Linked DNA regions of Homo sapiens: all the other regions are linked to region 1. The links are chromatin loops, found by intact Hi-C in ENCODE. Cell type or tissue: heart right ventricle. All regions are shown on one strand. Links, peaks and the distances in the headings refer to the core of each region. The heading gives the core; the rest is flanking DNA. Region 1 has its middle 32 kb from the start of LINC02764. Region 2 holds the start of NCAM1 (neural cell adhesion molecule 1). Region 3 has its middle 170 kb from the start of NCAM1. Region 4 has its middle 99 kb from the start of LINC02764. Region 5 has its middle 180 kb from the start of NCAM1. Region 6 overlaps LINC02762 (long intergenic non-protein coding RNA 2762). Region 7 has its middle 120 kb from the start of NCAM1.

Region 1 (4,519 bases), core at 330-4,329:
CTGTCCTTAGGGCTTCTCCTTGGCCTCAGGATAAGGAAGAGGATTGTAGGATTTGCCACTCAGACCAAAACTGGCCCTCCAGAGTGGATTTCAGGCTAGACCAACAGAGTCCCAGAGCACTGTGGCAGCATAGAGGGAGACTGCAGCCTGCCGTGGGAAGCACATTAGGGTTTAGAGGCAGAAGTTCTGATTTCAAATTTCAGCTTCACACCTTATCAGGGCTGTGTCCTGCACAAGTCTATAATGTGTCAGTCAGCATCACCAGAGCAAAATGGCGGTCATCACACTACTTGCAGAGCAGATTTGCCTGGCAAAGCTTAAGCCTCCCACCCCCTTCACCTCATGGTCCTGGGATCGTGGGGAGTTTCTGTGTGGAAGTGTTCTGGGGGAAGGGGAAGTCTGGCTGACAGGGATGGAGGGTGTGTTTGTGTGTGTGTGTGTGCATGTGTGGAAGTGTTTCTATATAAGCATTTCTGATAAACTGCTTGAAGAGATCTCAAAAGAGACCTGACTTTCTAGGGCTCTAGTGATTTTGTGTGTGTGAGATTCATTTTGTGTCATTCTGAATCAAGATTCACTTTTGTGTTTGTAATTTTATTCTCTTTTTCTTAAAGCCACCTCCCTCTAATTGTACAAGCTTCAAACCCCACAAAGCCTGGATCCACCTAAAGTCCTCAGAGGGCTGTCACATGGATAAAATGAAGTGCCCCCTCAAAAAGTGATCAACTCACCTAGAAGTAGAAATTGATGCTTACTAAATCTGATTCGGTGGTCCCCTTTCCATCTGCCCACCCAGGTGAGGTGCGGTAAGAAGAGACAGGCAGCCCAAGAGGCCTCCCGCAAGTTCAGAAACAGATTACAGAGTTGGCAGGGAGTCTGCTGCTCTCCCACCAGGGCCCCTCTGCTCAGACAGGGCCAGATGATGTAGTGACTTTATTCAGTGGATAAACATCCAATTCAGCTTGCTGGAGGCCCCCCAGCCTCACATTACTGTTGACACAAAGCAGATTCCCTTTCTCTAAACCACTGTTTATATTTTAGCCAAGTGTCCTACATAAATCTCAGATCCAACCATCAGACTCTCTGGCTGCTACAGAAATGATCAAGACCAACGAGAGAAAACAGCCTAATAAGGAGCTTACAGAAGGAGCTGGGGGTATCTCTAAACGAAAGGCTGCCTTGGGGGTACATACCAGGCAACCCAGTTCTGAGACTCTCCAAAACTGGGGGCCAGCACAGACTTGGAAGCACCTGCAGCTAAAATAAAGGGTCTTTTAAAGAACTGGGTCTCAACCAGGGCACCAGGCCTATGAAATATACATTCAGTTCAACTCAGGTTCACAGAACATTCTCAAGTCCCAATTCAGTCGTTCTAGGAAATATGTAGGCTGGGTTCCAGTTCAGACATATTTTTCAATAGGTGTTTTTTTTTTTTTATTTTCAGAAAAAAAATAAATAGAATACAAACTTTGTAATAATAGCTTTGTGGTTCCATAAATTAATATTAGTGCTTGGTTAGAGCTCAGCACAGTTGTGTGGTAAATTGTGGTTTGGGGCTCAGGGTCTGGCTGAGGTCCCTGATTTGAAGGCCTCAAAGCCTGGAGAGCTGTGGCTTAAAAGGACAATGGAGAAATCTTTTCCTAGCAGTAGGAGCTAGCAGCTGAATGCACTTCATCTTGACTCAGCAAGGGACAGTTCAAACACCACTCCCCCAGCTGTAGCTTTTGGGTGAGGTCTCTATGTCTTTTCTGCCGTAGTCATGTGTGGATCATAAATGGCCTAGCCCAAAGCAGCTGTTATTTTAAAGAATAATTAAAAGAGCAAGAGTAATCCCTGGGGCATGGAGGAGGGGAGAGGGTATCTTTATATTCAGACGTTCTGGACTTGATTATAAATCCTAGAGCTTGGCTGCTCCACGGGGACCACGCTTCTCTAGGCTACCCGTCTACATGATTAACTGACTACTGCCATCTAGTGGATATGGAGGCCTTTGAAGTTCTAATGACTAATGTGCAGGATGTTGGGCATTGATCTTAAGAGAAGCTATGCTTAATTAGGGCAGCAGATCTCAGGGCGGCCTGTAGGTAGGATTACAGATCAATCACCCTGGAATATCCCCATACGCAATTTCTCTTTTCTGACAGAGATTAAAAGAGAAAAAAGAAAAAACTCAGTGCCTGTGGGTCATCAATGTTCTGAAGTTTATTTGGCAATTGAATCAAAACTGACATTCTGAGACATACAAAGGCTCGATGTGAAGACTACGGATAACAGCCTCACTGCTGTATTCTGAGAGGTCCATGCCGGCTGCTGCAGTAGCCAGACTGGTCCTTGGGCATGGCTGAGGTGGAGGGAAGAAGCCCTCAGCTAGCAAACAGAAATCTCAGCCTCTACAGCCATTCTCATGTAGGGCTGTGCCACCCTGTCCAGGCAGCCCCCAGGGCTTGGCCCCTGGGCAATGGGTATGAAATGCCCTTTTCTGGGTAGGGAAGAAAAAAGGGGCTAGGCCCAGACCCCGGAACTTCACCTCTGTCAGAGCTTCTGTTTACCTGCAATGGCTGTTCCCCCGACAGACACATATCTATAGATGTTCACTTTCAGACGCTAATCTGGAATTTTCAGAGAGTTTAAAAGATGAAAGATTAGCTACTTAAAGAATCAGCAAATATGTATAAATTCATCTTTAAGATAAATGGGAAATTTGGCAGGACTCAAAATATTTGAATCAACAACCACATATGGACACAGACCAAATCTACACAAAGCATTTGGGTAAAGCCTGCAAATATTTCTTTTTCAGTTATTGCAGCTTCAATTTCTCTTAGATTACAACCCAATCCCATCCCCTTTGCCCAGTGAGGCTATGAGGTTTCTGTCCAAAGCTGGAAATGGACCCCAGTCACTCCTTACTTCCCCTACCACTCCAGGCTTCAGTTTCCTCATCTGGAAAATGAACCAGTGGATCTGATTACCCCTGAGATCTCTTCCAGGTGAATTTGAATGCTTCAAGTCTAAATTTTCCTTTGCAAGATTTCCTCAAGTTTTGGCAGACGTGTGTTAAAGGCCTGGGGTGGACTGAACTCAGGATCTTTTACCATCATCTGGAGTGCTTCCCAAGGAGCATTTCATCCAGAAAAGGAGATTGTTTCAGGTTGAATATGACTTGAGCGCCCATCAGGTAAGATGTGTTAAAACAATTTTTGTACAGCAGGCCTAATGATAAGACAGCCTACCTGGGCTCCAGCCTGCCTGTAACTGTGTGAACTTAGCAAGTCCTTCACTCAGTCAGACTTTGCTTTCTACATCTGAAAAAGTCAAAAGAAAGAAAATAAAAACCTCAGCCTACCTCCCTCTCAGGGTTGTTACAAGGGAGAAAAGAGCATAAACAGATGCAAGAAGTGCTTCCTTAAAGAGTTCAATATGAATTGTTTTTCTGTTTAGGTTATGTTAAATCTATTTCATATTATTAATCCCTTCCAGATGACACCCATCAAACAAACACCCAAATGGTCCATGTCTGAAAGACCACAGACTTTTCTTTTGGGAAAAAAAAAAAAAAAAGCTAGGCCAAGCCTGAGATACATCGGGCTTTCTAACAACAGGGAAATTTGGCTCTTCTTTGGGCCTGTTCCTTTTTGTCCTGGAGGCTTGTTAATCAGCTGCAGGCTGCATTTTCCTTAAGAATTCAGGCTAGTAGTCAGTTAGTCATGTAGACAGGGGTAGCCTAGAGAAGCATGATGTCCATGGAGCAGCCAATGGAACTGGAGGCAGTAAAGGGAGGCAGAAGATGGCTTGGAAGCCACTGGCATGTTGCTTTAGTGGATAGTAATGAGGAGAGCCAGACCTCACGTTTTTCACCTGGAAGATCTGATACTGCTTCCCCTCCTCCACTGTAAACCCCTCCATGAAAGAGCAGAGGACCCGAAAACTGCAAGATGTGATTCATAATTGTCAATAACATTTGTGTCATTTTGATGCTCTAACTCTATTACGTTAATTGCTCTCCTCTCTACACTTTATTTTAAGGTGAACATTAATTGATTCCCAACTGTAATCACAATTATGGTGAGTTATCCTGATTAATGGAAGATGTGATTAATAGGTAGGAAGGTACAACTGCTTCTCCTTCCCAGGGAAGAGATGATATATGTTATTATAGCTCTGCTGTAGGCTTCATTTTCCTTAAGAATTCAGAGCCAATGCAAGCTATCAATCACCATATTCCATTGTTCTTCCCAGTTGACTGGACACAACTCCCATTCGGCCCAGCCTGTTTCTCTTCACTCACTGACTGTCCCTGCTTCCTTAGGGAACACTCCTACTCCAGACCCCCTGTGTTCCAGAGAGAAAAGAGAGATGCTAGCATGTCAGTTCTGAATTCTGAAAACGGAATCGTGAATTCTGGTACAGTCAAGATAGGCAAAGTGGTGAGTATGTATCATGGCCAGACCTAGAAAATAAACTGAAGTAGATAGAGGAGAAAAAGAAGTATTCATTTGTATACTCCAAGGCCTAGCAT
Region 2 (4,519 bases), core at 276-4,275, 370 kb before region 1:
CAAGTCGGCGTGAAAGAGGCGAGAGTGGGCGAGCACGGGCGGCCGGACCAGGAGCACTCCCGGTGACCACCTAGTCTCCATTTTATTTCCTCGGAAACTGCCGGGCAGGCGGGGGACCGGCCGCAGGGCGGGGTTTCTCTTGGCGGTGAGTGAGCGAGACCGTTAGGCTGAAGCACCGGGAGACTGTCCTGGCAGCTCCTGGCCGCCACCCGCGCCGCAATAAAAGCCTCTCGCGGCTTCCCGCCCAGCCAGCTTCGCACTGATTGGTCGCCGTGGGAGGGACCCGAGTTGGCTGGAGGCGGCGGCCGAGCGCTGCTCTTGTGCCGCCCGCGGAGGGGGCGCACTGGGTGCTCCCTGGCCCGCCCCGTGCGCTCCCCAACCGGGGGTCGGCCGTCCAGGGCAGGTACAACGGTACCTGGAGCTGCGACCGCGACACACAGCCCCTCCGCCCGGCTTTCCTCGATCGCTTCCCAGCACACGCCCCCCGCCCAGAATGTCCGCCCAACCCACCCAGCTCTCTGCGGCCCCTGCTTTTCTTCCTTCCCTCCCGTCCATCAGAGCCAAAGCGCAAATCCTTGGGTGGAGGTGGGGGGATGACAGCTGGAGGGGAGGGTGGGCACGCACAGAAGAATTTTCCAGGGAGGCCGGGATGGAAATAGCCAAAATGAAATGCACCTCCCTGCACACTGCCGAGGTTCTCTGGGCGGCGGCGCAACCCCCGCCACCCGCGGCAGCATCACTACTGTCTTCCTCCCAGCTCCCTATTGTTCACACTTTGCCAGGATCGGGAACCTCGCCCAAAGAAAGGAGACAGGGCGAGGTGTTTCGGGCGGCTACCTGCCATTCTTCTCCCGCCCCGTGCAACACTGGGCACGCGGCGCGTGTAAAGACACACGCGCGCACACGCGCGCGCACACACCAGGCAGCCCCAATCACGCCCTCCTCGCCCTCCGCCCCTCCGCACTTCCTCCTGTCAAAACGCGGCGCTCGACCCTCCCATCCTTCAGTGCTCGCGGCCGAGGGTAGGCTTTGCAACTAACCAGCAATTTGGCAAATGAAAAACTAACGTCATGTCGACTGGGGTGCAACAACGGTCACACCAACAACAACGGCCGTGCGATTCTGCCCATTTTGCCCCATTTTGCAAACCGTTATTCTTCTGGGGCGGGGGAAGCAAAGCAGCGATCCTGACTTTATTAGACCCAGGAATATAACGATCTGGGGCGGCTGCCCTAGCCTTATTGTTCACTCTTCCCGGAGCCGGGGCTGACAAGCCACTTCCCCCTCGGAATCCGAGCCCGTGCGGCGGCACCACCCGAGCCGCGACCTCCCCCGCCCCGCCGCCCGCCTTTGGGGAAGGAGCGCTGCCCATCACCAGCGCGGCCGCTGAGTCCCCAGGAGCCGGCCGGCTCTGCTCCCACCGCCGCGGGCGCACAAAGTGGGAAGGGCGGACGCGCCGGAGGGGCGCCGGGCGCTGGCGGCTCGGGGAGGCAGCCCCGTGCAGCGCAGCCCTGGAGGGAGCGGGGTTCGGCTGGGCAGCAAGGGCGACGCGCTCCTTTCACAGCTAAACGAAAATGACCAGCCTTAGCAGTCCACGTAAAACCACCCAAAATAATAGCGTTCCTCCTAGGAGTAGGAGGAAGGGGTAATTAGCAAACCAGATTGAGAATTAAAAAAAAAAAAAATGTACCTGCAGTTCCCAGGAAAAACAAAGTCCAGATGAGATCCTTAGTTTGCAGCATTGTAATCTGCTGGCTGGGAGGGATGTTCTTGCCGCGGTAAATTCTGTGCCCCCCCCCCTGCAGCGAGTGTGGACGGCGGCTGAGCGACAGACCTAGGGGCAGACAATTGCCAGGCTGAGTATGATTATTTTTGCAGAATTGTTTCCTGCCAGCGGCAGCCGAGCTGCGTTCACGCGCTGATCGGAGAATGAGTGACAGTCCCAGCCTCAGCACACTCGCAACTCGGAGATCCTTGCGCTGGCCCGGGTTCGTTTTGATGGAACTGGGATGGGAGCGAGGAGCGGGGGGCGGGGGTGAGAACCTCACTGTGTCCTTCCACCACGCCGGCCACAAATAGTGCCGAACATCAAGGAGGTAAGAGAGACAGGGGAGGCAGATGCGGAAGCCTGCAAAACGCGGCCTGGAGCTTTTGGGGGAGCCGGGCTCTTTCACACGCAGTCTCCCTGGGAGAGCTGGGATTTCTTTTCACACTTCTACCCTACGCCTTCGCAGGCGCTCCTGCTACCCAGCCTTCCTTAATCAGCAGTTTGCATATTTTGATAACTAGTAAATAATAAAAGCAAAATTTTAGATTTGGTTAGGTAAAGTTGTCAAATCCCTCCATTTCGATTCTAAGATCCTTGCAACACAAGGATAGCCCAGGACTTTAAGTGCGGGAAATTAGAACTTTGGAGAGGGATGGGGGTTGCCGTTGCTGGGTGTTGTTTGGATATTGTTTGTTTGTTTGTTTTATCCTAACTGTGAAGTTTGCTCTCCCACAGAGAGACATACAACACCCTTCAGCAGATCCCCTGGGAAGGAGGTGGGAAGAGACTTAAGTTAGAAGAAAACTCCGATGTTTGGAAGAGATTTCCAGAAATAACCCGAAGAAAATGTTTTCCTGTTTATAAATTCTGAAATCTGTGGTCTCTTTATTAAAATAGCCAGGCTTTTATATAGGTATTATGATATAGAAGCGTCATTAAATAATATTTTCTTACATGGGGACGTGACCTTAATTCTTAAAGATATTAATGTATAATATTACTGAGGTACCAACACAATAGGCTTTAATTAAAATTCCACCCGTGTTTTCAAAAGTAGGGGGTGGAGAAAGCGGGGTGAAAAGAATCATGTCTCAGCACCTGAAGGCTTGGGTATGTAAGGAACTAATGTGAGAAAGGTGTTCTAGATGTCAGGTTAACCCATTAGCCTAGAACACTGAAACCCTCTAACAGAGGAAGTCTGCATAAGTTCAAAGGCATTAAAGCACTAATGTTACCGGGTACTCCGTTTTTCTTCAAAGGTCGGCCTCCCCACTCCTGTAGCAGGTTTTTTGTTTTGTTTTGTTTTGTTTTGTTTCTGTTTTGTTTTTTTGAGATGGAGCCTCGCTCTGTCGCCCAGGCTGCAGTGCAGTGGCGCCATCTCTGCTCACTGCAACCTCTGCTCCCGGTTCAAGCGATTCTGCTGCCTCAGCCTCCTGAGTAGCTGGGATTACAGGCGCGCGCCACCACGCCCAGCTAATTTTTGTATTTTTAGTAGAGACGGTGTTTCACCATGTTGGTCAGGCCGGTCTCGAACTCCTGACCTCGTGATCTGCCCACCTCAGCCTCCCAAAGTGCTAGGATTACAGCCGTGAGCTACCGCACCCAGCCGCTGTAGCAGTTTTTAAAAGTCCATCCTCTACTGTCAGGACATCCATCCTTATTGGACAGGCCCCATCTCTTCCCCACTTTCCTCCTCTATAATAGACCAAGTGGGCCACACCAGTACAGTGTAATTAGCTTGGACCCCTGAAAAGTATTTCTTCCCCCAAGTAAATCTTCCACAACGTTTACTTTGGGCTATTTCTCTCATTCCAAGTATAAACAATTCAAAAGTACAGAAAAGTAGAAAGAACTAAAAATAACCCCAAATCCCACAGATTCCAGAGATACTCATAGATTTTGTCTTCTGTATGTGCATATGATTTTTATAATTGACATATTATAGTAGCAATTTGAATCCTGCTGATTTTGCCTAACATCAGTATAAGCATTTATTCCTCTGGATCATTAAAAAGCTTTTCTAGATATTTTTATAGCTATGTAATATTTCTTCATATGGATGATTTTGCAATGGTTTCCCCATTTTTGCATATTTATATTGTTTGTGGAGTTTGATAATATAAATAAGGCTTTTTTGAACATCTTTCAACAAATATTTGCGGAGCAACCACTGGGTTTAGCCCTGTGCTAGATGCAGTGAATTATATACGTCTTTTTTTAATGGTTGCTGTATTTAAGTGTCTTTGATTTCAGACTTCTGCTTCTAACATCTAAAATCACCACATTAAATATTACAGATTTATGTAAATGAATGTTATCAGACTCTTTCCTTAAAAAAGAGGTTTTGATGGTGAGGAAAGATAGAGAGAACAGGCAGGGGGTAGAGTGGGGAGAGTGAAGGTTGGGGCCCCCAAAATAAAAATTTTTCCAATTTTGCCCCTAAGAGTGAGAGACACATTCTTCCCTGCAAACCTCCCTCCTTATAGTCCTGTCAGTAGAATTAAAAGACTCCTCACTATTTTTCTCCCCAAATGTCCCTATTTTTAGCTTTTCAATGTAGGCAAGTGTGGAAATCCAATCTCACTTGAGTATGACTGAATTTCTTTTTTTTCCCTCTCTCTCTCCAGCCCCTCCCTACCCCGTGTGGTTGTTGATCTCTGTTGTAATGATTCATTCTAGAATGCTGCCCCAGTCATTCCAGTCCACACTCCCAGTATCACTCCCAAATTCTTTTAACAGGATATGTCACTT
Region 3 (4,519 bases), core at 329-4,328, 210 kb before region 1:
CACCCCACCTGGCAGGCAGTCGGTGACCACCCATTGGCGATGGGCGAGGGGACGTGGGACATCTGAGCCTCCTCAAGTCACTATTGTTGAAATTCACAATCAACATGGGTCACTGCTTTGGCAGGCGGCCCGTCCTTCTCCGCCCCCTCTTCTTGAGTTTGTAGAAAAGGCTTTTCTCTGGACTCAAAGGAGGTAGGATTCCCCCGCCTTTTTTCACTACCTGCTTCTTGCCTCGCTGAATTCTTTTTTGTACCTTCTCCCTTTGGTGAGTGGGTGCCATTTATCCAGCAAGAATGAACCAACTTATATAGTCTTTCACTCATTCCCTTGGCTTCCCTTGTTTTCTTTTGTCTGCCCTTGAGTTTCTTGGATTAGCCTGCCTCTGCTCAAGGCTGGAGCATGGTTTTCACAGGGTGCTTCCTGGGTTGACTTCAGGATTTAGGAGGTCAGGGGATGGGGTGCTTTATCTCTGCATCCTCAACTACAATATTCACCTCCACCAGAGAGCAGAGAAGTAGATGGTCCAAGCTTTGCACCAGACTAGAAAGAATACTCCCCGGGAGAGTTCCCAGCCCCCAGAGGTCAACCATTAATCACCTTCTGGAAGCCTGTTGCAGGGTTTGTGATGGAAATGACTCTGTCGTCATGGTAACTCTGCCTGGCCTGGCCAGGGGCTGCTCCAGCCTAACTGGCTCTTCTGGGTTTCAGGTTTATTTACAAGCTGTGACTCCTGCCTGGTAGGTCTTCAGAGCAGCTTCTTGCCATCTGGAACCTGAGGGAAAGGCTGGGGATGACATAGGCCTAAACCAGTCCTTGTTCAAAATGATGGTTTCAAACCTGGTTCTCCCATTCAAGAAAGATGAGACCTTTCACCGTAGTGCTAACATGTCTTGCCTGTTGACTGGACGTGTCCCAGAGGGACAGAATTGTATATCTGGACTTTGAAGTGGAAACACCTAGGGTCTGAGCAAGGGCTCTGCCTCTTACCAGTTGTCCATCTTTGGGCAAGTTACTAAAACACTGATCTTCAGATTCTCCCCCTCTAAGAGAAGTCCTCATACCAAGTTCACAGTGTAATTGTTAGAATTAAATAAGATAACTACATAATGCAGGAATGGCACACTTTTTCTGTAAAGGCCCAGGCAGTAAATATTTTAGGCTTTGCAGGCCACGCGGTCTCTGTCTCAACTACTCAACTCTGCCCTCATAGCATGAAAGCAGCCCGGATCAAGAGTAAACTAAACAGTGCAGCAGAGTTCCAGTAAAACTCAGGTGGCCCTTGCTGGGCAGTCTGGGCTGACCACGCATTCTAAGCAGGAGCTACATCTGAATGAATAATATGCATCGCTGGCCACCGCGGAGAAGAGGCACCAGTGAGGGCAGCAGTGTGGTGACACAGCCGAGGGCAGGGTGAGAAGTTCAGGCTGGCTTCAGAGCCCCAGTTCTGACAGGCTCTGCACGGCCGCTCACATCTCCGGGGAAAGCCACAGTGTGCCAACAGCCCAGCGACCTGCTATACTGAGCTGTGATTTATTAATGCTCTCACACAGGGCCTCTCTCCAAGAGGTTTGCTGGGGTTGAGGGAAGAATATGGGATCCCTAATTCATTCAGAACACTCTGATTTATACCAGCTCCTGGCAGCGGCGTTTTCCAAGACCCCTCAAGAGTGAAGGGGATTTAGAACTCTGTTTTCCATTCTGTGTTCACTGGTTCCAAACAACTAGCGGGTTAGAGATAGACCAAACTGGTTCTGCCTGAAAGACTCTCAGCCCTGCCGAGGGGTAAGCAGGTGTTACCCATCAGTCCAACTCCCTCCTAAGACAAGAGGTCAGGTCCTCGGAGCCAGCAGGCTGCGGGCTGAGTACATCTGTCAGTTCGGAGGGGTGGCTCACAGCAGGTCAGCTGGGGGGTGGCCTGTTTCAGAACTCAGGCCAGTGATCTCTTTGGGGGCTGGCAGTTGACTGGCAGCAGGTCTGCGCTGGTCAGGAGGATCATGAGGGAGGTGGGGTTTGGTGCTGGAATGGATGAGTCTGGGACTTTTCAAGTCCATGGTCACAGTGTGACCACAAGAAAGAGCTTTTCCCTCCTGGGCCTCAGTTTACCTCTCTGTAAAACAGGGTCCTCTCTTCTGTCCTCTCAGCCCTCCGTGAGTAGGTGGGTTGTGGTGAAGCCTGGCTGATGGTAACTGTGGGAACAGGTGGTGCACGACTCCAAGAGGGTTCTATTTATGCGGTTTATTCTGATGACACTGTGTTTTCTCCCGACAAGCTCGGGTGCTGAGCAGCTGTTCTTTCGCTGTCACCCCTGTGGCGTCGCTGTGAGGGGGAGTATTTCTACTTCTCACTGACAGTTTTCCTTGCCATGGAGGCTTTATTCAGCTCCTTAATACCAATGCTTTACATGTGGATGCAACTTCACAGTTTACAAAGCAATTTCAGAGACATCTTCTGATTTTATCTCCATAACAACCCATTCAGGTTGGCGTGGCCGACGGGTCTATCCTGAATTAGAGATGAGGAAACCGCCTGTCAGGTTAGGTGTTTCAACCCTGTGCTGGGTTCCCACCACCGGTAGGTGGCAGGGCTGAGACTGAGACATACACTTACCCCGCCACATTAAAACTTCTCAGGAAAACTGCTGCCTTTTAAGAAGCTTTTGTTCTGGCTGGCAATGGTGGCTCATGCCTGTAATCCCAGCAATTTGGGAGGCCAAGGTTGGGGGATCACTTGAGGTCAAGAGTTTGAGACCAGCCTGGCCAACATGGCAATATCCTGCCTCTACTAAAAATACAAAAATTAGCCAGGCGTGGTGGCAGGTGCTTGTAATCCCAGCTACTTGGGAGGCTGAGGCAGGAGAATTCTTGAGCCTGGGAGGTGTACGTTGCGGCGAGCCAAGATTGTGCCACTGCACTCTACCTGGGTGATACAGTGAGACTCCGTCTCAAAAAAAAAAAAAAAAAAAAAGAAGAAGAAAAAAAAGCATTTGTTCCAGTGTACTTTTATTACATTAATGTAATAAAAGTATCAAGGAACAGTTTGTTTTGGAGGGGCAGTGGGAAGGAATTTTTAAAAATAGTATAATGAAGAGGGCTTTTATTCTGTAAAGCTGCCTTCTGTCCTCAGTGCTGAACTTCCTGTCATCATCACCAAAATAAATTCCACTTTCAAATGTGACTTTTCCCCCAGGCCTTCCAAAAACTCAAGCCAGACAGGTTTGAGGGAGAGTGTGAGCTATTTTTACTACTGTCTGGGGTTCTCCCTATTCATTGTTGGAGGGGGAAAAAAAGACAGTTGAAAATCCCCAAGAATTTTCTCTGGCTGTGAATTTGCACCCAGCTGTCTCCACACACCCACACCCGGCAGCATGCGGCTGTTGGACACTGCTGGCCCTGAGTTCAACATCATTTTCATCTTTGACAGGCTTGCTCAGCCACCATCTCTGAATTATAGTAGTAGTCATAACCCAACAATGCTCTGGGCAGGTCCTTGGTACCCAAGGCCAAAGACTTTCCAGTCTTTGGAAACCAGTCATAACCTTCTATGGCCAGATGTGAAGGAATGGAGTCCTGACCTCACAGTCCCAGTTTCTAAAGTGATCCATTCTCTGAATTCCTACACCCAGAAATGCTCTGGCTTTGCACCCTTGGGTCCTCTGCCTTTCCAAGGTCCCACCTGACTGGTGGCCAAAATTGTGAGCCATTGATGTAAACAATAAAAATGATAGTAGAACAAACCCATTAGGCTGAGCCAAGTCACCCTGACCAGAAAAAAAAAAAGCCACATCTGAAGAAAGTGAAGACAAACAGGAAATCTTTGCAAATAGTCACTCTTATCTCCACTCACCTCATATCCCTGCCCTTCCTCACTATCCCTTTCCCCTTTCATCTTTCCTTCCTTCTTCCCCTTTCTCCTATAATACCTGTGTTTCCTCACTAAACCGATTGTCTATGCCACAATCCCTGAAAAATATTCCCATCTATAACCCGTGAGGTTTGTGTCCATTTCAACTCTAGGTTCAATTCTGTTAAAGTGAACAGTGAATTCCAAGAAACTGTCTAAATAATTTCATTGTGTTGGAAGTTTTTGTAACAAATTTGCAAGAAAAAAAATGACCGAATCTTGGATATGGATATCCTGGAGGCTACAAAAGTGTTTTTACTGTAAGGATGTTTGAAATAACATTGTGTTAAAGGGATATTGGGGTTATGTCATTGCCTCTGACCTAGAGAGTTTCACCTGCTACCTCCATCAGACTCCTTCCAAGACCTCACAGATGCCTGGATTTGGTAGCTGGCCAGGTATTCTTCATAGCTGTATGATCCCCTGGATTGAGTCATCCACCAAGTATCCTTTTGAGGACTTCCAGTGGGATTAGCATCTGGCTGGGTGCTGTGAAGAATTTCCCAAACATAAGATAGAATTGCTCTCCTCATGGTGCTTACAATCTAGATGAGGGAGGTACATCTCGTATGCAACAGCTAAATTGAATAGCAGAAGGCAGTACCTAGTTAAGTGCTAG
Region 4 (4,519 bases), core at 332-4,331, 67 kb before region 1:
GGGTGTGGACATCTGCCGGTCCTGGCAGAGCCTGTCCTTCCTGTGCATCTCAGGAGTTCTGTGGCTTCTGGAGCAAAAGCTTAATTGGCCTTCCACAGAAAGCTCAGGAAAGGGATATGTTACATCGTGACTCAGTGATACACTCCCTGCTGGGCACTGCAAATTGAGCTCAGAGAATGTTTGAAATGATCTTCAGTCATCAGGCAGAAATTGGAGTGACTCAGATGACAGAATTCGTGTTATGCAAGCTGGACGCTGAGTACTCGGCAACTGGTCCAGAGAGAGAGAGAGAGAGGAGAGGGGAGGTAGGCAGGAGGGAAACAGAGAAGGATGTGGGAATTCCAGTGGCTTATCACCTGCACCCTACAACCCCAGCCCAAGAAAAGAGACCAGTGGTAGATATGAAGCCTGGAGCCACCCTTTGCAGCAAGAAGAGAGTCAAGGGAAGTGAGATCCTCTGGTGTATTCTTGGTTTCTCATAGCTGAAAAGAAATTCAGTATAGCAAAGTGGTTTTCCCACACTCACTAGCTGCCCTCACACAGTGGGGCCTGTCTGACTGGTGAGGATCTGTCCCACACCAAGGCGCCTCAAAAAGGGCAATGGCAGAGAAGGATTCATATAATCATTCATTCATTTAGTCATTCATTTGCTCCATATTTATTGAGATTCTACTAAATACCAGAGGTTGTGCTAGGTGCTAGGACACACTAAGAAATGAGACACTGTCCCTGCAGAGAATCTGAATAAGAGAACCAATAGGCACAATGCTGTAGTGCCAAGTGGCATGACAGAAGGAGGCAGCGGGTGTTGGGGAAGCACAGAAGTGGAGCCCCTAAGTCAGACTCTGGGCTTGGGTGAGACCGTGCTGGTCAGAATCTTCAAGGAGAGCAGGAGTAACTAGGTGGGCAAGGAGGTTGTGAGAGGGCCTTTGGGGCACAGGAAACACAAATGAAAAGGGTAGAGATGTGGAAGCTCACGATGTGTATGGAGAACAGGACACACGAGGTGCAGGTGGGGTGGTGGGCAGTGGAAGCCAGGAAGTCTTAAAGGGCTCTGTGTGCCATGTGAGGGGAGGAGAGGGCTTGGGAAGGAGAGGGATGAACAGCGCTGCTCTTTAGAGGGAAGGCTCTGCTGCACCAAGGAGGATAGATGGGAGAGGGCAGTCTGGGCGCCCAGATTCCCCAGGGTCTGCAAGGGAGGAGCTGAGCCCGGAAGGCAGCAACAGAAAGACTGGAATGGAGTTGCGAGATCTGTGGGAGAGGAAAAGACCTGGGACTCACAGTACGTGCAGATTGAGGGCCAGAAACTTGGAGAATGAAGGAGTAGCAAGGAGCAAGGGATGGAAGCAGAGGCAAGTTGGTGAGGGGAAAGCAACAAAGGAGATGTCTTTCTCCTATTCTAGAAAAAGTGTTCATCAATTCTCTGTACCATTGAACCTTCGCGGTGACCTCCCTTTCAGTACAGGCCTCTCCTCTACAGCACCCCTCCTGGTGCTATCTGTCCATTCAGTCATTCAACACCTAATTATTGTGCACTCACCACGTGCCTGCTGCAGTGTCAGGCCCTGGGGAAACAAAATCAAAAGCCAGTAAAGAAGAATGAAGAAGGACTGGAGAAAAATAAAAGGATGAAGGAATTTGCAACTCAAGGCCAAGAAATGAAGGCTTAAGGGACAAAGTTTATGGAATGCCTTCTCATTTAATCACCCTGATCCCTCCAACAGCTGGGACTGTTATAATTGTTATCCCATCTTAAGGAAGAGGAGGCAGAGGCCCAGTCGGATTCAGTCTACTTAGTTAGTAGCACGGCAGGACTCAGAGCCAAGTTGGTGGAGCTCCAAGGCCCTGGTGCTCTCACTTAGTCCATGACACAATGATGAAGTGCTAGCAGACTGCTGACCCCTAGTGAGGTCAAAGCAAAAACACAAAAACAATAAAACAGACTGAAGTTTCATGGTGGAAATTCCAGCTGCACACAGGAAGGATTTCCCATCAAGGAAGAGCAAAACTTTGCTGGTCCCTTGAGGAGACCATCCACATCTGTGTGATGGGTGAAGCCTTGCCCAGAAGCAGGGGTATGAAAATATAGAATCTATGATTTCCAGAGGTCCTCAACGGCAGGAATAAGGTTTCCTAAGCCCTTCTTATTTTCAGAAACCCTATCTGTTTGGGGCTGGAATAAAATCCACTTGAGGTCGGAATGTTACTTCTATGGAGCGCTTCTGAACTTTGATCAGCTGTTCCTCGTGTTTTTGATGAATAACAATTTTAAAACAAGTGCAGCTAGTAGACCAGATCTTTGAAACTCAAGGTCTAATTTGTGGGGGGTCAGGAAAGAATGCAGCATATCTTTGGTGGTGATAAACTGGGACACTAGAGATTTTCCCAAAGACAGTAGAAGGTCTGAAGCAAAACCACAAGTTCTTAGAGGATTAGGGCCTGTGCATAGAGAGTTATTTGTGAAGAGCTGGTTTTATTAATAGTTTTCCAAATACCTTTATTTTTTCTCTCTCTCATTATAATAATGAAATGTTCACTTTGGATTTAAAAAAGTGAACATTTGAAAGAAAAAGCCTGATAAATTCATATCATAAAAGTGATTGTGTCACGCAGCTGTAATCACAGGGCAAACTCTCTTCTTACCTCTCACTCTTTGGTTTCCTTGAGGAATGTGTGTGTGTATCTGTGTATGTGTGTGAGTATGTCTGTGTGTGTCTTTGTTTATGGGTGTGTATCTGCATTGCACTCTTGATCCTTTGAGAAGCGACCTTGAGACTGAGTTTAGCACCTTTTTAGGGGGTGCCTTTGGGGCCAATGCCTGTGGAAGAGAAAGGACAAAAGTAGAATGTACAGAGGGAGAACTTGAGCTAACATGTAGTCCCAAGGAAGGCCTCAGCCAACTCCATGGGAACTCTGGAGCTAGGATGACCTTGATGTCCCGAGCTGGGCAAGGAGACCAGGCCCTCATTACCTCCATAACCAGCCACTGAATGCCAGCTTCCCTGGAAGAGATGTGACCTGGGCAAGGCAGTCTCCTTTCCCTCAGCTGAGGACTGACTTCTGGCACTACCAGCAGCAGGGAAAGTAAGTCCCTCATTACTAATGGCATATGTGGGTAGTGCATCCTAGTGTCCACTACAAAGACTGTGTGTTTGGGTGTGTCTTGAGTGTGTTGATGTATGTCTGCATGTCTGTTGGTGTGTGCATGTATCTGTGTGTGTGCCCCTATATATCTTGTCTGTGGAGTGTTGCCCTCTCTTGGATCAGGGACCATGGCAGCACTGCAGGAGCCCAGGAGGTGAGCATTGGTATCTGCCACCTGATCATCCACCTTGCTTCAGTGGCCCCTTCACTTCCTTCCTATCTCTTGTCAATTTGGGCCTGGAGAAAGGTATAGAATGTGGGATGTGAAGTGGAAGATGTCATGGCCCCTCCTGAGAATTGATTTCGGTCCTTACTCTGGGGTGAGAGAGGAGATACCTACTAAGGCTTCCTTACACAGATTTTTTTTTCTTGGTGTTTTTTTAAATTATTATTATTATACTTTAAGTTTTAGGGTACATGTGCACAATATGCAGGTGATTTTTAAAAGGCACTCCTTGCTGGCAGGCTTCATGAAAATGCGCAGTTGGGAAAACTGACTACAAATAGATTTAGCCCCCACTGGATATCTCTGCTGGGCCCCCTCAAGGGTTGTCATGTCTGGACTGTTTCCTGAGCCAGAAAGGTCTGAATAGGGCTTTGGGGGCCATGTCACCCTGAGCAAGTCTCCATCTCCAGGACCCGACCCTGCTGTTCACTCTATTGTTAGAAGTCAGGACAGCAGTATCTGCCATGAGGCCTGTCTCCTGGGTCAGAGTCCTGTCCAAAGGACCCTGGAAGTCTTAACTCCCCAAATTCAGGACAGGAGAGGAGAGGACCTGGGGACAGCCTTGAAGACAGTTTGATGTAGTTAGGAAATGGAACCTCTCCTGGCAGCCAGTACCCCCAAATTCTTCCTTATCAAAGGACATATGTCCAGTGCAGTGTTTGTACACAGTACATCCAATGAACAAATGGACTTTGGAGGAGAGATCAGCAGAGATGAGTGTCCATGACCCAACTCTAATGAGAAAACCAGGTTACTGCCTGCCCTGGAGCTTCTGGCATTAGGTCCAGGCTGGTTCTAGCAGTGGTTCATTCTTCCTTTGTAACTTGATGCTTCACCAAATGCTTTCTCAAAAGGTCTATGACTCACTGACATAGAAATAAAATCTGTCTTTTTTCAAAGGTTAATGTTGTCATGTTATTTTACTCATGTAATTATTGCCATGGAAGATTAACTCTACTGGGAAGAACATAGGGCCGAGTGGCGGGTGGTTTGTGTCCTTCAATTCTTGAATGCTGGAGCTGTAAGAAGCGAGATCATCTCATCCAATGTTTGTAACTCAGAGCCTGGAGCAGAATTCTTCCTATCATCCCATTTGATTGCAACCACAAAATGAACAATGTGAACATGTTGATGCAGGAGATGGCCTCC
Region 5 (4,519 bases), core at 209-4,208, 200 kb before region 1:
GGGAGGGTAATGTGGGCTAACTGGATGTCTCGTGGTGAGTTATCTGCTCATCTTTCAGGAAACACCATCACCAGGGACAACACTTGCTTTCATAAAATTGTCTCTGACACCATCTTAATTCCACAAATCACTCTCAACCGGAGCTGCAAGGAGTTATTTTTAAACGAAATCTACTTGGCAGGCCATGGGGCCAGGCTTTCAGACTACAGCTCATCAATGGCCCTAGGTTGGAGAAGCCCAGGCCTCCCCTCCTGCATGGATCTTGCATGGCTTCTGGAGCCAGTGAGGGACCACCCACCCTTGCCAGGACCCACGCTGAAAAGCCAGGCTTCTACAATGACCCTCATGATCTTCCTCTTCCCAGGCATTGCCTAGACTTCACCAGTCCCTGTCCCCTGCTAGTCTCCTTCCCCTTCCACTAGCCACCACAAGGCAGCCACTGGGGAAGGAGAGGCTCCAGCACTCTGGAGCCAAATAGATGCACTCAAACCATCCAAGAACACAAAAGCTCCAACCTCCAGCCAGTCTCTGCTTTTCCTTTCTTCCCAACTCTTCCTCTTTTCCCTCTCTTTTCATTCATCTGATTTCCTTTCTCATTTAAAGACAAACACATTGTCTTACACCAAATTTAATTATGCATTGCTCACAGAAAACTGGGGTGGGGGCTCCTGGAGGGCTGCCTCTACCTAATACTAAACCCCTTAGGGGTGAGCGGTGGTGTGGGAACTGATTTGCAGGGCAGCCCTGTGAAGGCAATAGGATACCCCCCTCCCCCGCCACTCTATAGACAGGAAGCTGAGGCTCAGAGAAGGTGGGATGTTGGCCCGGGCCACCCAACTCATGACAGAGCTGGCCTCTTTGACTCTGAAGTCAGTGTTCCCAGCATTCTCTCTCCCATGTCAGCCTGCATTTCCCTAGGAATCATGTGTCCAGAGAAAACAGATATTTAGGGGCATGGGGCAGAGTGGGTGGGATGAAAGTTGTTGCTGGGAGGTTCACTTAGGTGTCTCTGTGCACCTGACAACTACGAGGGAACTTTGCTGGGGAGGAGTGAGACTACTTCCTCTAGTCTTCCATTCACCTGCCTTTTCTTAACAAACAACAAACAAATAAATAAGAAGCCTTACTGCCTATATCTCTGACCCCAGGCCATGGCTGGAGAAGAACACAAGTGAAATAGAGTCTATGCGGCTCTGAAAGCCTCTGGCTGCCTTCCTAGAGTTGAGTCATGTCTCTGCTTCAGGAAGATGCCATTAATTTGGTGTAAGAAATGAACAAATATGAGTACAGTGTGGCTCAGAGCTCCCAAAACGAACTGAGAACTTTCTGGGTTGTATCCACAAGTGTGGGCTGAAAGCAAAGATTACAGAAGGTGTTGATGGGCCTGGAGCTGGAAAACATTCCACTGGAGCAATTAAGAGGCAGTTTAGCGCCTCACTGGGCTATACTTCTTTGAAAATGCCTTTAGGCGGATTAGGAAGATTTTTCCTTCAAATAATGCTCTTTTCAAATTATAGTAAGTTTCTATGGCTGAGACTACAGTTGGACTCGGTCCTGGGGCTGTTACCCCAGGGTTGTGGATAGAGGTAAATGACAGGAAAGAAATAAAATCAATAGTCCTGTCCTGCAGGATGTGACATGGTGTCATGAAGATGGCAAGATCTGAGGGTCTGGAGTGAAAACAGCACCTCCCAGAGAGGACTCGAATCCTAGTCTGCACTAGAGTGGTGGTGGGAGGAGTCCAGGAAGTGCCTGCTTCCCCTACAGCCTGCTTCTCAGGGGTGGTCTAGGAGAGTCTTTCTACCTGATGTTTCTGGGTCTTGTGCGTAAGAGGCAAAGAGAAACCCTGAGGAAGCCACGGCTGATCAAACCACGGACTTTATCCTGAGCCAGAGACAATCAGCATCCGGGTGACGGGATTTTTGGATGGTGAGTCACCATCCAAATCAACCAGTGAGAGCCCTTCTCTTGCCCAATGTGCCCCAGGAGCACACAGAGAGAGGGCATTCACCCCATCTCAGGCCGTCTTTGGGGAGACCCCAACCTACAGTTCTAATTTCCATGGTTGCTGCATGTCACCTGCGCTGACTTGAGGGACTGTGGGGCTAAAGTGGTATCTTGGTTCCCCCGTTAGGTTTGCTTTCAATAAAGCCCCATGCTGGAATGGAGCGGCATGACTCCTCCTGGCAGCCTTAGAAGGAGGACACGCCCACCCTCCATCTGGGCTTCCAGGAAGAGCCCACCTGAGGTGCTGTTGGGCTGAGCAGATTAATCACTGTACAAACTGCCTCCAGCCTGATGCTCACCGACCAGCCCCCAGCCGCCGCCTCAAGATCCAGCCTCCTGAACAGTTGCTGCAGAACAGGGGGCGGGGCTGGACGCTGGAGCTGGAGAGAGCGTCTAGGGCCAGCGCTGGGCTCCAGCAGCGGCCTCTCATCCCCATCCCAGGGCTCTGAGGTCGGGTGTGCGTGCTGCCTTCCTCCTCACTCGGCAAGCAGAGCTGGCCGCCTTCCAAGAGTCTCAGTCCTGGAATCCAGGCTATTCTCCTATCCTTCCTCTCCTGCACTCCAGAGTGCCTTGATCAAAGCCATTCGAGAAGTTAACGGGTTTCATGGAAGCACAGTCGTGCGGAAAGGCTGGGAGACGTGGTTAGCTTATCTGTCAGCAATTTAAACCTAGATGGTTTCCAGAAATGACTGAGCTGAAGAATTGACCCCGAATTTTCGGCCTTCTGCCAGTAGGAGGAGGGGTGGAGCGTTATCCTCCAGGAGAATTAGCCCCATTGTTCCAGGGCAATCCTCCCAGCTCCAAAGATCCCACAAGGGGCTGTGCCCATCAGTGAAGCATAAGACACACTCGGAGGTTTGCCCAGACCCTGTGTCTGCCCCAGGAGCTTATCACCCTCCCCCTACACACAGGTAAGGGGTAGCATGTGCTGTCTGGTTGAACTTGAGGTCTAGTGAAGGATGCTGGTAAAAAGGCCTGGGAATCCTTATGTGGTGAAGAGCACTGGAAGCCAGACAGAGCTGTGTTCAAGTCTTGGCACCTGCTGACCTTGGGCAAGTTACTTAACCATGCTGAGCTCGACTTCCTTGTTTGTCCAGCTGGAGAAATATCATCTATCTTTAGGACTTTTGTTGTGGGGAATAAGTAACTGAGCTAGTCTATGTGAAATACTTAGCATCATGCCTGCCACAAATTAGAGCTCAAAAAATGTAGCTGGCCAGGTACGGTGGCTCGCGCCCATAATCTCAGCACTTTGGGAGGCCGAGGCTGGTGGATCACTTGAGCCAGGAATTTGAGACCAGCCTTGGCAATATAGTGAGACTCTGTCTCTACAAAACAAAAAACCTTAAAAGAAATTCACTAGGCATGGTAGCAAGCACCTGTAGTCCCAGCTGCTCAGGAGGCTGAGACAAGAGGATTGCTAGAGTCCAGAATGTCGAGGCTGCAGTAAGACACGATCCTGCCACTGCACTCCAGCCTTGGTGACAGAAGGATACCCTTTTTCTAAGAAAACAATGTAGCTAGTATTATTAGGTTGGTGCAAAAGTAATGGCGAAAACCGTGATTACTTTTGCACCAACCTTATAATTAGTTTTTAAAAGAACTCTGAATTTTAGAAGAAGGCTTAAAATGCCCAGAAATTTTATTAAGTCTATTAGGTGTCTCTGTGCACCTGACAACTCACTGTAACACAGTGAGATCTTTTAGGAAGGTAGGACCTTCTTGCACCTGGAGGGCACCAAATCCATTCTTCTTGCCATGTCTAACAAGAATATCTGCTGGAATCCTACTCTGCTCCGTATATTAAGGATCCTCAGAGTTAGAAGAAATCTTAAATTTTCTCTTCCTTATCCTCCCAAATGGTAACTATTTCTACAACATCTTCTCTAGTGCCTTATCTGGTATATATTTAAACCTCTCTATGATGTGACATCCATCCATCCACTGAATAGTTGTTGGTTACTGGGTATGCCCACAATATGATTTGATGCTAAAGACATACAAGTGAGACCAGGACACACAGGTTTCATCTTTGCAAGCTTCTCAGGGACAGGCAAATCCTGAATAAGTGGCAGTACAGATATTTCATTACCATTGTCATTAATGTGATTGCAAGCCCCATGTCAGCTGGGTATCCTCACAAGCTAGGTAAACTTAGCTCACACCAACAAACCCCTTTCTGCTCTTCCTGGGATGCCGGGAGGTGGGAGGAAGTGGGGTGTGTGTTGTCTTAGGTTCCCATCATCAGCTTGGAAGCCAATTCCTGCTTCCTCAGTTTCTGGACCATCTAACTTTTTTTTTTTTTTTTTTTTTTTTTTTTTTTTTTTTTTTTTTTGAGATGGAGTCTCGCTCTGTCACCAGGCTGGAGTGCAGTGTGCAGTGGCATGATCTCAGCTCACTGCAACATGTGCCTCCCAGGTTCAAGTGATTCTCCTGCCTCAGCCTCCCAAGTAGCTGGGACTGCAGGCATGCACCACCTTGCCCAGCTAATTTTTGTATTTTTAGTAGAGAC
Region 6 (4,519 bases), core at 246-4,245, 300 kb after region 1:
AAGGAAGGAAGGAAGGAAGGAAGGAAGGAAGGAAGGAAGGAAGGAAAGAAGGAAGGAAGGAAGGAGGGCAAGAAGGGGAAGGGGAAGAGAAGGGAGGGAGGGAGGGATGAAAATTGTGCTGACTTTTTTGTGTCTACTACAATGGAGCAGTAGCTGACAGAGTTTTTATATGGAAAACACTTAGATGAAAATTTTACTCACAAATAAGTTTTAGTTTTTGAGGACAGACAACCAAAAGAGTTCAGAATGTCTGCCACTCACATATTCTTTAAATCACTTTAAAATATATTTCAACTGCCCAAGTGATGACTTAAAATTACTCAAGAATGGAAAAAAACAGAGCGTCAAAGGACTAGCAGTGAGTGTTGAAGCCAATTACACACAGAGAGTTGGTCTAAAACAATTGTTTAACTATGGTTACAAGACAGAATATGTGTCAAAAATACCCAAGAACCAAGAGACATACAACATCAAAAAATAATGCATGAATAATCCGATCCCAAGTCCACAAACTAATAAACTTTCAAATAGGAAAGGAGAACAGAGGGAAATAAAAGTGTACAGAATTCATCCTACACAGTTGCGAGCTTAAAAATACCATTTTATTCTTGACTTTAACAACCAGAGAAATATTGATTGGTGCTCACATCCATTTTTAGAAACTCATTACGTAGGAGAGTAGGGGCCTGTCCTTTAAAAGATAAAAACCTCACTCCTGCCTCAAGGTATTTACAGTTTGAAGATCTCTAACCAACACACAGGATAGGTTTTAATTTGTTACAAGAATAAACAAATGTCAAAGTCCTTGAAGAATTTAAGGTTTTGTGCAGAACCAGTCCTCAGATGCTGTTTCAATCTTACTGCCCACCAGCATTTTCCATTCCTTCTGGTAAAGCCTCCTAAAACCTGGTATGAAAGGACAGCAGTTCCTGGTCACTGTGGTGCCCTCTGTACCTGACGGCAGGGTCTGCTTGATGTCAGCGTGCGTTGTCACAATCCATGAACCGGATTGTCCTTGTTTAACAGCATCACTGGTGTCACTGAGAATGAGACACACAAATTCGGATTGCAGGGAAGCTCTCACGGTAACCATTACACACACAGCACTGAGACCTGAAATCAGTACACAAATACCAGATATTTTCCCTCCAGAATTTAATTTAATGCTCACAATCACCATCCAAGTAGGCAGCATTTTTCCCATTTTACAGATGAGAAAACTGAAGTTTAGAAAGGGTGTTTTCCAGAATTACAGAGCCAGTCAACAGATGGCAGAGAGGGGTCTCCAAGCCAGGAATTTCTGGCTCAAAAGTTCACTGTACCTTACCACACCATTTTCTTAATTCAAAGAAAGAAGGTACAAGGAACAGAAATGGATATAATAATTTTATAATTTATTAGAGTACTAGTAAAGATGCTGCCTCTTTTACAAAATGATAATCCAATGAACTGAACTAATCACACTGTGCTAGTACCCCATTAACCCTCTCTAAAACATTCACAAAGTGGATACAGGGCTGCTCCAGGGCCAATGAGATTTCTCTCCAAAGTAAAATTCCCCTGGAGTGCTCTGGTCTCTAAGGCTTGATTAGCAAGTACCAATTAATGCGCCTTCAGTCCTCTTTGTGTCTTGAGCACTGAGGGCTAACCCTTCCCTCGCCGACAAAGATAAGATTAAATCATTCTCACCCTAAAGAGTTCAAGTTCTAATGCACTGCTCCCTCCCAGGGCCTTGAATAGAGAATAATCTTTAGGACAAAAGAATGCATCTCTAATAGTGAAATTTTAGACGTCAGCAAAGGAGGTATTTTTCAGTCACACATAAGACACACACATTTTCCATGTCACACCTTATTGAGACAGTGGTTCCTCATCTGGTGCCGAGGACCGTGGCTCACCTCGGTGTCACCCAACTTAACGTCTTGCCCCGCCACAAATCACGGGTACAGAATAACCAGGGCGTGCCATGCCCGGGAGACTGGTCCAACCCCGGCGCCCAGGCCTGCAATCCCTGGGAGGCGTGGGCTGCCGCTGCCAGCACCCCGAGTCTGTCGCTGCGTCCCCGCGGCTCCCCCTCTCCGGGATCCGCCCGACCAGCCCAGGCGCCCGCAAGAGGGACCACGCCCGCCCGGAGCCGCCCGCGTCCCCGCCCCCCGGCACGCACCGTGTCTGCCAGAGGGCCGCTGCTGCCACCTCCCGGCCGCGTCTCCCCGAACCGCGCTCAGCCGCCACGCCCCAGAAACCCTCCCGGAGGACGCTCGGGTCCGAGTCCACTGGGCCTGGGAGGTGGTGACTGTCCTGGCAGGGGCTTCCTACGGCAAGAATCATCTTCCTTTCGGGTCACTCACGCAGCGCACCCAGACTGGAGGTGGAGATGAGCGCTTCCAGCACCGACCTCCCCCAGGGTTCCAACGGACACGTGCTCCACGCCCCTTCCCAGTCTTGGGGATCCGAAAAAGCCACACAGCCTGGCCCCAGGCACAACGTATAACAACTAGGACCCCCAAATCTGGGCAGGCCGGCTCCACTTGGGCCATCCTGGCTGCCTGAAAGAATGCGAGTTGGAGCAGAGATCTTTGAACTCAGATTCAAATGTCAGACCCACTGAATTAGAATCCCCTGGGCAGAGGCCAGGGAACTATTTTTGCAAAGTTCCCCCAGGTGATCCTAATGGTCAGGCAGGTTGGGGACCCTCCCAGTTACAAAATCTAGACGACGTTTTCAGGTTATCCACAAATGCACAGAAACACACACCCCTGGGTCTATGAAAAGGCAACAATATGAAGTTGTGCGCTTGAAATGAGAAAGATTTCATGACAGCTCATCACCTAGCCCGGGAGTTTCTAACCTTGTCTGTTTATCATGCCCTTAATGTCTCAATGCTTTTTTTCACAGTAACCCTAGGCCTAAAGAAATACCTGACTGTTCTGTGTATTAAGTAGCTAGACCCAAGTAAGAAGTATTTCTGTCCTAACAACTAGTAGCCACTAGAAAAAATATTGCATATAAACTAGAAAAAAAAACTTATCTCATTCTTAGCCACAACTTCTCACTAACGGGATGTGTGTGCTTGTTGAGCACTGCGCAACTTCTCAGACCTTGGAATTGGATTAGACGCTGCCGCCCTCATTTCCTATTCTATATTGATTTTCCCATGGTACGTGTTTTATGTCACAGCAAATGACAAAAACTGAAAATGTAGCTTCAGAAAAATATGGTTTTATCAAAAAACATGTAGGGCAGGCTAGGCGTGGTGGCTCACACCTGTAATCCCAGCACTTTGAAAGGCCAAGGCAGGTGAATCACTTGAGGTCAGGAGTTCGAGACCAGCTCAACCAACATGGTAGTAGTAGAGAAACCCCATCTCTACTAAAAATACAAAAATTAGCTGGGCGTGGTGGCATGTGCCTGTATTCTCAGCTACTCAGGAGGCTGAGGCAGGAGAATCTCTTAAACCTGGGAGGCGGAGGTTGCAGTGAGCCAAGATCACACCACTGCACTCCAGCCTGGGCAACAGAGTGAGACACCATCTCAAGGAAAAAAAAAAAAAACTGTAGGGCAATCTAATATTGAGTCTTCAAGCTATCCTGCACTACTTAGTAGTTTGCATGGAGCCCAACAAAAGTTGAGTGTTGCCTTTGGCCTTTAAAATATCTCAAAGAGCCCCTCTGAATCCACAGCAGCTCCAAGAACACCTCAGCACAGAGTTTGGGAACATGCATGGAACTCACTCCTGCTCCTCTCCTCATCCCACACTCCCCAGGGTTCACAGTGCTCCTCCTGCAAGCATCTTCTTTCTTGCCAAATGCTTTCCCACCTCAGCACTTTGTGCCCTTGCTCTTCTCTCTGCCTGGAATGCTCTTCCTCAGGTCTCCGCAGGCCCAGCTCCTTCTTGGCCTCCAGGTCTTGGTTCAAAGACCACTGTGCTCCCTAAAGCCTCTTCAGGCCTCCCACCAAATCACTTCTATCCTATGGGCCTGTTTCCTTTTCTGTATAGCTTTTATCACTATCTGAAGTTATCCTGCTTAGTTTACTTACTTATTTTCAAGCTTCCCCACCAGAATGTGAACTTGATGAGAACAGAGACTTTTGTTCATTACTGTTTCCGCAGAACCCGCAACAATGGTTAGCAATAAGTAGACAATAAACAATTGTTCAATGAATGACTGCAGCCTCTACACTCAGCTCAGGGAGATAAAAGGTAAGAAGAATGTGCTTTACACGTGCTATCCCCTTGGATCTTCACAACACTCTTTGGAAATAGATACAAATAGACATGATTAACCCCATTTAATAGATGAGAAACTCACATTGAAAGAAGTTAAGTGTTCAAAGCTGCACAGCTGAAGTGGCAGAGCTAAGATTCAAGTTCATGTCTACTTGACTGCAAAGGCTGCTTTTCATAAAATCACATTAACATCATGTTGGATACCTTCGATACACACAATACATTTTTTTTTAAGACGGAGTTTCACCCTTGTCACCCAGGCTGAAGTGCAGTGGCACAACCTCGGCTCAC
Region 7 (4,519 bases), core at 396-4,395, 250 kb before region 1:
GCAAGTGCTATCATCTCTACCTCCAAAATATTTCCCATACCCTAGTACTTATTTACACTACCTCTCGAAACAAAACTATCACCTTCCTCCCCTGAGCTCTGCAAAAGCCTCCTAATTCATCTTCCTTCTGCTCTTGTCCTGCTTCAATCCATTTTCCAAATAGCACTTTTCATGTGCTTTTGAAAATACATTATTAGACATCATTTCCAGCAGCTTCACATTACATCTAGACTAAAGACACAGTGTTTTGGCATGACCTCCTCGGGCCTGCCTGATCTGTCCCACCTACCTCTCTGTGCCATTCCCTCCTTCAGCTCTCCCCAGCTCCCCCCAGCAGCCCCCCACCTTCTCACTGCCTGGAACATCGCCCTTCCAGATCTCCAGATGGCTGAGTTCTTCCTAGCACTTGGGCTTCAACTCAAGTATCTCCAGCTCAGAGAGGCCTTTGGTGTATCAATTTTAAATATTCCCTCATGACATCCCAGTCAATCTCTAGTTCATTTTCCTGTTTATTATTATCTGCAATTATTTGATTTGATTATAGGTTATCTGTCCCCTGCCACCTCCTGTGTACACTGTCCCTCCAGCATTTAGAACAGGTCTAGAACAGTCGACATCCAATATATACTCGCTGAATGAATAAATGAATGAACACTTTTTGGAAGTTGTTTGCGGTAGAAAGATGAGAAGAGAAGCAAAAACCCAGTGCCCGAAGGAACCATTGTCTAATGAGAGTTTTCACCTACTTAGCACTATCTGTATGTCAGTTCTCCACATGAGAAGTCCCACTGAATCTTCAATAATCCTAAGAGGTATGCATTGTTATGATTTCTATTTTACATACGAGAAAGTGAGGCACATGGAAGTTTAATATTTGGCTCAAACTCACATAGCTAGTGAATGGTGGGGACGGGGCCCAGGCCTCGCCATCACTGGGCTCCCAGGGAACATTCTGTGGCCCCACTCACACACTTCCTTTGAGTCTGGAGGAGTCAGGGTTGCCATAATGTGACCCTCAGGGGATGCTGGATTCTGGCCCAGGGACAAAGAAGCAAGTCTTGACTTCTGCATCTTGTGATTCCTTAAGACTGAGAAGCTCTGCAGGGACCACTCTGCTTTTCCCAGCAGGGGACTGAAGCAGCCTGAGCTTGGTCCAGTGGAGAAGCTGCTAGACTGCTATTATTTCCCTTTCCTACACATATGAGGCAGCCACAGTGATTTGGGGACAGCAGGAGAGTTATGTGACAATGATTCTTGAAGTTAAGGAATGTATGAAATGACTTCTGCTGGGCCTTGCCAGCCTGCTGAATGTTGATGCTCCGGAAGCAGAGAGATAATCAGTAGAGTGACCACCTGTTCTTGGGCCATCTTAGTTCTGGCTGCTGCTGGGGGCTGGTGCCCATGACCTTGGGTGGGGTCCCTAGGGTGCATTCAGGAAATAGCGTGTTAAGTAATGGAAGCCTCCGTCAAGGGGCCATGATAGATCTGTTTTTGGCTGCTCCCTGATGGGGTGTGATTGATTCCCCCTGGATCCTGGATCCCTTTTCTTACTTATTGAGTGTGGTGATGGATTTTTGACAAGATTGATTTTGACCTGAATACTGCTGAGCTAAATGAATCAACATTGTCAATTTCTCCTCCTGGTCTCAAAGGATAGTTAGGTGGATAAGGACATTTTTCTTTCAATTGAAATACTTTTAGCTTCTCTGGCTGCCCAGCCAAAGGCATCCCTCTGCCAGGGCCCACTGGGTGCCCTCACACTGGCTCCTTCTTGTAGCCATGAATGCAGGGGTCTGCTTCCTCCTTCCTTCCAGAGAGGTCCATTCCCCTGTCAGACCAGTCTCCGTGCCTGCAGGGCTCTGCTTCTCTCAGACATTTATGACAGAAATATGAGCAGTAAATTGGGCTTGACTGAGTGAAGTGGAGAGAGAGATTTTTCTCTCATCTCTCTCAGAGCTGTGATTCGTTAATCGGCACATTACTTACTTTCCCCCAAACCTCGGATTCGTATCCAATCTTGAAGGCACTGCTGATGTATGGCCACTAGCTTCTTGGAATGGGATTTTCACATTAATCTTTGCTCCCTCAGAGTCTAAACAGTTTACACAAATGGTTCTAAGACACCTCAGTTTTCCTGCCTCTCTCTGCTTTCTCCAGATTTACACAGCTAGATCCACCGCTGGGCTCACCTGCGCTTTCTGGCTTCCTGGGTCCTGCCTGGGAGAGGAGGGGGTGCAGACAGTGGAGGAAGTTGGACAGGAGAGGGAGCTACCATTGCTCCTGGCCTCATCTGTACCCGAAGAATGGTTACCCTGAGGGGTGGGCATTGTTCTCCTCCTTATATTATTCATACTGTTTATGAGACTGCATAAACTAAACAATATTATCTAATAACTAACACAAGATGACTACCCATTGCTGCTAAAGGCTGTCTGCAGTGCTCCTCATTCGTTGCATCTGATCCTTAGAACAACTCTGCAAAGTACAGATGTTTTAGCGATGTTTTCAGATGGCCAGCCGGGGCTCACAAGTGTCAACAGCCTGCTCAAGAGTGCCCAACTAACCTAGTGCTCTTTCTATCATGCCCAACTGCTCTGCCACCCAGTGGAGGTTTGAGCTAAATCACACGCAGTTCGGACAGTTCAGGCATGATGATAGCCAGGTTCCCCAGTCAGGTGGCCGAGCCCCACCAGACCCTGAGCCAACCGAGGATGCAGCTTTCCTAGGGAGGAGCCTGAGGCACCTATCGGGGGATCCCTGGTCCCTGGCCTTACCCTGGAGCATCACCCACCAAGTGCTTCTCCAGGACCTGGCTCTGGGTAAGTATGGCTGGCTGAACTCTTGGACCTCTTGGCCCTAGGAACACAGCACTGCTTCCTGGGCTGGGTGCCAGCTCCCAGCTCTCAGATTGTGTCCCTGATCTCTCATTCCTCATTCTCTCCCTTCATTCTCAATTCACTTTCTACACCCATTATTCTTTAACAATTATTTTGACAATGACTAGCTTCTAAGGAAGCTCCCTAACTCATCATCAGAGAGACTTCAGCAGCCAATGATGGAACCCGGCCTTCCTCCAGGTCAGGAGGAACCTCAGCAGCCAATGATGGAACCCGGCCTTCCTCCAGGTCAGGAGGAACCCAGCCCCGGGTCCCCACTGAGATAATGAGCCATGAGTCCTGGATCCATGATTCCTGAGTCCAAGTCTGCAGCCTTTTTCATGACACCACATTTCCACCTCCAGCCATTCTCTTCCCACACAAACAACCCATTGACATTTTTATAACTTTATTAGACTTAGCTCACATTGTTCTCAAACTGGGGACATGTAATTTGGTTTGAGGAGGTGGGGTTTCCTGAGTACTGTCGATGCAGGCTTAGCCTGAAGATTATTACTGGGTAGAATATTCTAGAGAGGAAAGGGCCCCTGCTCCACTGCTGGGCCTGTAATGAAATGAATAGTCCTGCTGTTTTTTGGACAGGCACCTCTGAGCTAATAGCAAGTCACAGCAGTGCAGGTCCCAGGAGAGTGGCACTCCAGCCTGAGGAAGGAGTGACCCCTTCAAGCTGGGAGTCTCTGGATCCAGAGGTCAGCCTCCTCTTCCTGCCCCATGACCATCAAACACTGTGGGCACTGCTGAGAGACAGAGGGACTCAGAAGGGTGCTCAGAGGCCGTGAGGGGAAGGAATGGCAAGGTGGAATGTCTGCAGCTGAGGCCTATAAATCTGCAGGCCTTTCCCAGGGACTAAGCCTCAAGCAGAGGAGCCTGTGGGACGTTGGGGGAAGCCAAGGGGCAGCTCTCTCCTGTCATTGGGCAGAAGCTGGGACCGGGAGAGGGCGGAGCTGTGGGGGCAGTCAAGGCCCCCGAGTGGGTGAGTGGGTGCTTCCGCCAGAATGGAAGGGTGGGGGTCTCTGGTTTCTGTCAGACTCTGGGGGCTCGGCCTTTCCGATGCTCTCGCAAATCTGATTTATTTTCCTCCTAGTAATTCATCTCATCCTGACAGCTTCGGTGAAGGATTAGCTGCCAAGAGAAGGCTCTCTGTTGCCTTACCACACCAGGGAAAGCCAACTCAACAGGGAACGCCTCTTCTTGAGCGCTAACAAATTCTCAAGAAAAAAATGCAGACAGGCAGACTCAAAAGGGCCAGGTCCCTCAGAGAGCTCTCTCTTCTAATACAAATTCCAGGTTCAGGCCCAGGAGCTGAAGGTTCTGCCCCGGGCCGGTCCCTGCTCAGGCAATGTCTTCTCCCTGGTCTCCCTTCCACCGCCCCGCCCCGCGCCATCTTCACTCTGAGTGATCTGATTTGTGCTGTGAGTAGTGCAGATACCTCCTGAGATCAGCGTGGACGATTCTGGACTCCTTCCATTGGGGTCATTTTACTGACTGGTTATTCATCTGGGTCCAGAGGGAGGGGGTTGTGGGGGGTGATGTCTGGCTGTTGCTTAACTCCTTTATTGCTGGTTTGTCCTCTGCCTAGTTAATGTAGGAGCTTCCAGTGCTGCTCAGAGGCAGCTGTTCCC

The links. Peaks named below come from ENCODE experiments on the same cell type or tissue, not always from the same donor. Only the 100,000 strongest peaks of a DNase experiment are listed, where the experiment ranks them.
Region 2: it touches region 1 in a loop (4-fold over the local background); 28 of 110 quality-filtered maps call a loop at or near these places.
Region 3: it touches region 1 in a loop (4-fold over the local background); 58 of 110 quality-filtered maps call a loop at or near these places.
Region 4: it touches region 1 in a loop (2.4-fold over the local background); 9 of 110 quality-filtered maps call a loop at or near these places.
Region 5: a loop joins it to region 1, with 2.2 times the contacts of the local background. A loop is called at or near these places in 59 of 110 quality-filtered maps.
Region 6: a loop joins it to region 1, with 5 times the contacts of the local background. A loop is called at or near these places in 29 of 110 quality-filtered maps.
Region 7: a loop joins it to region 1, with 2.4 times the contacts of the local background. A loop is called at or near these places in 4 of 110 quality-filtered maps.

The regions. Positions count from the first base shown.
Region 1 is chr11:112,585,803-112,590,321 of GRCh38, reverse strand. No RefSeq gene overlaps it. Among named protein-coding and RNA genes, the nearest start is that of LINC02764, 32 kb to the right of the region's middle. In heart right ventricle, for the core only: a CTCF peak has its summit at 1,974 (motif pointing left); a DNase peak (open chromatin) is centred at 1,924; H3K27me3 peaks cover 362 bases.
Region 2 is chr11:112,958,836-112,963,354 of GRCh38, reverse strand. NCAM1 (neural cell adhesion molecule 1) reads right to left here and starts at 1,935. Exons shown (of 20, transcript NM_181351.5): 1 at 1,691-1,935. The coding sequence starts at 1,742. It overlaps NCAM1-AS2 (NCAM1 antisense RNA 2), which reads left to right. Exons shown (of 3, transcript NR_120563.1): 1 at 1-145; 2 at 1,879-1,988; 3 at 2,504-4,076. RefSeq lists an enhancer at 1,215-1,992. In heart right ventricle, for the core only: no CTCF peak of the experiment used is centred there; DNase peaks (open chromatin) are centred at 1,079, 1,262 and 2,054; H3K4me3 peaks cover 2,140 bases; H3K27ac peaks cover 2,236 bases; H3K27me3 peaks cover 1,568 bases.
Region 3 is chr11:112,793,425-112,797,943 of GRCh38, reverse strand. No RefSeq gene overlaps it. Among named protein-coding and RNA genes, the nearest start is that of NCAM1, 170 kb to the left of the region's middle. RefSeq lists an enhancer at 1-4. In heart right ventricle, for the core only: a CTCF peak has its summit at 2,559 (motif pointing right); DNase peaks (open chromatin) are centred at 2,569 and 3,354; H3K27ac peaks cover 2,725 bases.
Region 4 is chr11:112,652,923-112,657,441 of GRCh38, reverse strand. No RefSeq gene overlaps it. Among named protein-coding and RNA genes, the nearest start is that of LINC02764, 99 kb to the right of the region's middle. In heart right ventricle, for the core only: a CTCF peak has its summit at 1,893; a DNase peak (open chromatin) is centred at 1,831; H3K27ac peaks cover 1,711 bases.
Region 5 is chr11:112,782,669-112,787,187 of GRCh38, reverse strand. No RefSeq gene overlaps it. Among named protein-coding and RNA genes, the nearest start is that of NCAM1, 180 kb to the left of the region's middle. In heart right ventricle, for the core only: no CTCF peak of the experiment used is centred there; DNase peaks (open chromatin) are centred at 817, 1,257, 1,767 and 2,427; H3K4me3 peaks cover 1,023 bases; H3K27ac peaks cover 3,157 bases.
Region 6 is chr11:112,287,841-112,292,359 of GRCh38, reverse strand. All of the region lies in intron 1 of LINC02762 (long intergenic non-protein coding RNA 2762), which reads right to left. Among named protein-coding and RNA genes, the nearest start is that of LINC02762, 19 kb to the right of the region's middle. RefSeq lists an enhancer at 1,436-2,184 and a silencer at 1,981-2,290. In heart right ventricle, for the core only: a CTCF peak has its summit at 2,194 (motif pointing left); a DNase peak (open chromatin) is centred at 2,159; H3K4me3 peaks cover 2,426 bases; H3K27ac peaks cover 1,936 bases.
Region 7 is chr11:112,835,701-112,840,219 of GRCh38, reverse strand. No RefSeq gene overlaps it. Among named protein-coding and RNA genes, the nearest start is that of NCAM1, 120 kb to the left of the region's middle. In heart right ventricle, for the core only: a CTCF peak has its summit at 2,619 (motif pointing left); a DNase peak (open chromatin) is centred at 2,640.